2 separate regions of the Homo sapiens genome follow, and region 2 is linked to region 1. A link is an interaction called in ENCODE POLR2A ChIA-PET data of the cell type or tissue named here. Cell type or tissue: HepG2. All regions are shown on one strand.

Region 1 (2,500 bases):
CATTGGCTTTACTGCTATCTCTACAGGATTGCGGATACACAAAGATATGGCCTTCTAGGACTTAAGGCTCGGGCATTTCTGGGAGCAACAGGCAGGAGGGAACCCCTCTGCCCTATAGAAGACAGAATTTTAGCTTTTATCTAAAAGATTCTCTTGACCCTCAACCTCAACTCTGTTCCTCTTCTCCACATCCATCTCCCTTTTCTCTACCCACTCATGTCCAGGTGGCAGCCTACATCCCTCAGCTGGCCAAGTCAAACCCAGACCTGTGGGGTGTCTCCCTGTGCACTGTGGATGGTCAACGGTGAGATGCTGGGCAAGAGGAAGGGGAGGCAGGGCACAGGTGCCGAACACAGGCCAACCCCTTTCATGGCATCTGTCTGCCTCCAGGCACTCTGTGGGCCACACAAAGATCCCCTTCTGCCTGCAGTCCTGTGTGAAGCCCCTCACCTATGCCATCTCCATAAGCACCCTAGGCACTGACTACGTGCACAAGTTTGTGGGCAAAGAGCCAAGTGGCCTGCGCTACAACAAGCTCTCCCTCAATGAGGAAGGTGAGCACTACCAAGGCTCAGACCGTACTTACAGCTGTCCCCTTCTCCTTATCCCCACCCCATCTCCCAGCCTTTTTTGTTTCTCTGCCCTTCCTGATTAGCCCTGTCATGCCTTTCTCCCTAGCAGTCTTTCTTGTCTAACCCACAAAGTGAGCGGGCTGTCAGGGAGGCTTTGTTCAGTGGCTAAGACTCTTGGTGGTTTGTATTTCCCCAGGAATCCCCCATAACCCCATGGTCAATGCTGGTGCCATTGTTGTCAGCTCCCTGATCAAGGTCAGTGCCACCTTAACCTTCTGATAGGTATTATCCTCTAAGCTCCTGTGTTCCTGTATCCCTCATATTTGTTCAGCTCTCCAGGGAGACTGGTGGGGCTCTGATTCCTTTGAGGGTCCCCAGAAGGCACATGAGGCACAGCAGGGACCCACATGTTATGCTGACAATGTCAGTATAAGAGACTGCACCACCTCCGTCATCCCCACTCAGTACTGTTCCCTGCCCCCACCCATGAGTCTAGAGCCTAGAGCTTTCTGACCCTTAGAGAAGTGAGCAGGTCCTGACCCCTGCCTAGGACCAAGGGCCAAATGCCAGAGACAAGGGGAGGACAGCACTATTGGGCACTGATTGGCCACTTCTGGGTGTGGGACACCTGCAGGCAAGGGTGAATGGCCAGGCCAGGGCAGTTATTCACGTCACCTGGAACTGTGAGTTGGCCTTGAACAGGGTGTCAGACTAGCCCATCAGCTGTAGGTCTCCCAGGGCTTGAGCAAGAACCTGGGAGCAGCTGGGCAGCAACACCCTGGAGCCAATCACAGCCCCTCCTGGGGAAGGTGGTGTTAGGAATCCTCCCCTCAGGGACTCAGGTATCAGAGTCCCTGTGGTATTGACTCTGTAGTTGACACATGAGTAAGCAATGAGTCTGGGTGAGGAAAAGAGGCTGAGTCTCTCCCCTTGTTCTGTGATGGCTCCATCTACAAACCTGTATCTGGGACCTGCCTCATCCCATTCCCATCTAAGTAGGACCTTTTTTAAAAAATATAGAGGCCAGGCGCGGTGGCTCACGCCTGTAATCCCAACACTTTGGGAGGCCGAGGTGGGCAAATCACGAGGTCAGGAGATCGAGACCATCCTGGCTAGCACGGTGAAACCCCGTCTCTACTAAAAATACAAAAAATTAGCCAGGCTTGGTGGTGGGCACCTGTGGTCCCAGCTGCTCGGGAGGCTAAGGCAGGAGAATGGTATGAACCCGGGAGGCGGAGCTTGCAGTTGAGCCGAGATCCTGCCACTGCACTCCAGCCTGGGCGACAGAGCAAGACTCCATCTCAAAAAAAAAAAAAAAAAAAAATTGAGGCAGGGTCTCTCCTATGTTGCCTAGGCTGGTCTCAAACCCCTGGTCTCAAGCGATCCTCCTGCCTCAGCCCCCCAAATTGCTGAGATTACAGGCATGAACCATCATGCTGGCCAATGGGATGGAGTAAAGCTCCAGCATGGGGTGTAAGGAATGGGGATGGAGATCAGGGATAGGGTGGGGCTAGGAGACAGGATTCGAGTCAGGAAAATGAACGTGGGAGTCAGGGATGAGGGTTTGGATTGAGAATGGAAGTGGGATGGCCCAGCAAGCTGGCTCATGCCTGTAATCCGAGCTACTTGGAGGCTGAAGTGGGAGGATCGCTTGAGCCTGGGAGGTCAAAGCTGCAGTGAGCCATGATCGTGCCACTGCACTCCAGCCTGGGTGACAAGGGTGACAAAGCAAGACTGTCTCAAAAAAAAGAAAGAGAAAGAGAGGAGCCAATGGAAGTGCGGTGTTTTCAGAAGGATAAAAAAAGGGCCATTATAAAATTGAACACATTTGCAGCAGCAGGACCAGACTAACACTAGAACTCCACTAGATCCTTCTGACCCTTCCCTCTGTCATCCTCCTACACTTAGAATGCTGACATCTCTCTCTT
Region 2 (2,500 bases), 680 kb before region 1:
CTCTGTCCTGGAGATCCCCTCAGCTTCCTCCAGACTTCATGACCTGCATTCCCCAATTCATCCTGTAGTTTTTAATTTTTATTTATTTATTTTGAGACGGGACCTCACTCTGTCACCCAGGCTGAAGTGCAATGGCACGATCACGGCTCACTGCAGTCTCCACCTCCTGGGCTTAAGCGGCCCTCCTGCTTCAGCCTCCTGAGTAGTTGGGACTACAGGAACATACCACCACACCTGGCTAATTAAAACAAATTTTGTGTAGAGATGGGGTTTCCCTATGTTGCTCAGGCTGGTCTCGACCTCCGAGGCTCAAGCACTTCTCCTGCCTCAGCCTCCCAAAGTGCTGGGATTACAGGTGTGGGCTACCGTGCCTGGCCCCACCATTTTTTAACTCAATGCTTTACTCCTGTCTCCTCTGGCTGGACTAACCTATTCTGAAGATTTTTGCTTACCAAGATCCCACTCATCCTCTACAGAGCATGTCTTTAAAGAATTTATGGAATCTTCTAACCAGAGATGTTTTCTCCTTCTATACATCCTCCGTGACACTGCTATCTATCCGTGTCTGGCACAGTGATTTGTGGACTTATCTCACCCACTCTACTCAGACCCCTTGAGGGCAGAAACCCTGTCCTTCACAGAATTAGGCACTCGTTAGACACTTTAGTGATTTTAGACTGAATTAGAGATGGGCTCTAAACTCTGTCCACAGAGGACATTCTTAGTCTGTTATGAGGGCTAAGAGGACACACTTGCCCCAAGCAAGTCCTGTAACACCCCTGACTACCCACATAGCTTATCTGCGGTGGCCAACTGTCCTAGTTTGCCTAAGACAAAGGTAAGGGTTTGCTGGCTTACCAGACTTTCAGGGCTAAAACTGGGACAGTCCTAGGCAAACTGGGCTGGTTGCTCACACTAATTATCCCACAATGGAGATGCCACCTCTGAGCCAGCAAGGCTTCTAGAACAAGTTCCAGTGCTATCACCCGGCTTTGTAAACACAGGCAAATCACCTAACCTCTTTGATCCTGCTTTTTCATCTGCTGAAAGGGAACTGAACCACCTCCCTGTTCATCAGCTAGGGGTTATTATAAGGGTCAAATGAGAAACAGGAAGTAAACAGAAGTGGTGTTTCTAAAATGACTGTTCCCATCACAGTGGAACCCGTATCTTGTCCTTTCTCTGCAGTATTCAAGCCCACCCCACTCCCACTAGAGGCCTGGGGCATCCACGCTCTTTACCAGGAGACTCAGAGAACGGTTCCCCTACAGAGGCTTCCCCCCTCACCAGAAGGCCCTGGATCATGGTTCCCCCACAAAACCTCAGACAGTAGCTCCCTCACCAGGATGCCCTGGATGATGGTCTGGCGGCCCTTGCCCTCATAGTCCACCACTTCAATATAGTCCAGATAGGCATCTGCCCAGTAGACAAGGCGGCTGACCAGGTCCAGCGTGATGCCATGAGGAAACACAATCTTGCTGTCGACGAGCTTGGTGCGGTTCTGCCCATCCATGTCACAGCGTTCCACCTTTGGGATCTGCCCATAGTCAGTGAAAAACACCTTCCTGTGGGAAGATGCATGTTAAATGGGGTCTGGACATTGGGCACCCTCCTTACCACTGTAGCCTCAGCCTCCCACCTTCCAGGGCCAGAACCCCGCCTGCCACTCTCACCCCATGGCAGGGTCCAGGGCAATGCCCTTGGGGTTGTAGAGTTCCAGGTCTAGCAATGTGACACATGTGTCCCCATTTCTGTTGCAGACAAAGATCCTATCATCGATGTCATCCACAAAGTAGAAGTTGCCTGTCAGCCAGTCGATGGCCATCTGTTCCACGTCTGGAGAGTACGAATGAAAGAGCCATGGGGTGGGGTAGGCCCTCTTGCAGAGATGCCCACCCTTTGCTGGTGAGAACCCACACCTGGAAGCCCACCTTCTCTGGACGCCCTCCCACCCAACACCCCCATGCTTAGCTCAGAGTGGATATACAGGAGGGCTTGCGTAAATGCTGGCTGGCTGGTTGACTGACAGACTTCCCAATTCTAGCCCATCCTTGAAAAGGGACCATCTTCTTGGGGCACCAAAAGGTAGAGAGCACAGGTCCACTAGCTCAGTCCAGTTTTTTTTTTTTTTTAACTTTGCTTTTACTTGGGATAAGAGCACTGAGGCTACCAAAACATTACACATCTTTGCTTTTCACTGGACTTTTATCTACCATCTACAGTAAATCTAGTTATCTCATGCTAACCAGAAGCACTGACTGGAAGCTGGACATATGGCATAAATTTTTAAAGTGGAAAAGCAGGGTACACGCTAATAAACCCAGTTTGGGAGAAAAGTATTTCAAAATATGAACTCTACAGAGATGCCAAAGGGAAGATCCATGGGGGCAAAAGGTTGGGCACCAGTGACATGGGCCAAACTTCCTCTACTCAGCCCCAGTCCCCTGTTCCTGCAATGTCCTTATTGCTCAATGTCCTCATGTCCTGGGGAGGGTCAGAA

The links. ChIA-PET counts read pairs that join two places held together with the same protein. Peaks named below come from ENCODE experiments on the same cell type or tissue, not always from the same donor. Only the 100,000 strongest peaks of a DNase experiment are listed, where the experiment ranks them.
Region 2: POLR2A ChIA-PET joins it to region 1 with 5 read pairs; 1 of 35 experiments calls an interaction of 5 or more read pairs at or near these places.

What each region holds. Positions count from the first base shown.
Region 1 is chr12:56,475,987-56,478,486 of GRCh38, reverse strand. It overlaps SPRYD4 (SPRY domain containing 4), which reads right to left. Exons shown (of 2, transcript NM_207344.4): 2 at 1-2,500. GLS2 (glutaminase 2) reads left to right here. Exons shown (of 18, transcript NM_013267.4): 5 at 225-304; 6 at 391-554; 7 at 769-827. Among named protein-coding and RNA genes, the nearest start is that of SPRYD4, 8.7 kb to the right of the region's middle. In HepG2, no CTCF peak of the experiment used is centred here; a DNase peak (open chromatin) is centred at 1,366.
Region 2 is chr12:57,153,544-57,156,043 of GRCh38, reverse strand. LRP1 (LDL receptor related protein 1) reads right to left here. Exons shown (of 89, transcript NM_002332.3): 7 at 1,674-1,836; 8 at 1,343-1,565. Among named protein-coding and RNA genes, the nearest start is that of LRP1-AS, 7.2 kb to the right of the region's middle. In HepG2, no CTCF peak of the experiment used is centred here; a DNase peak (open chromatin) is centred at 1,013.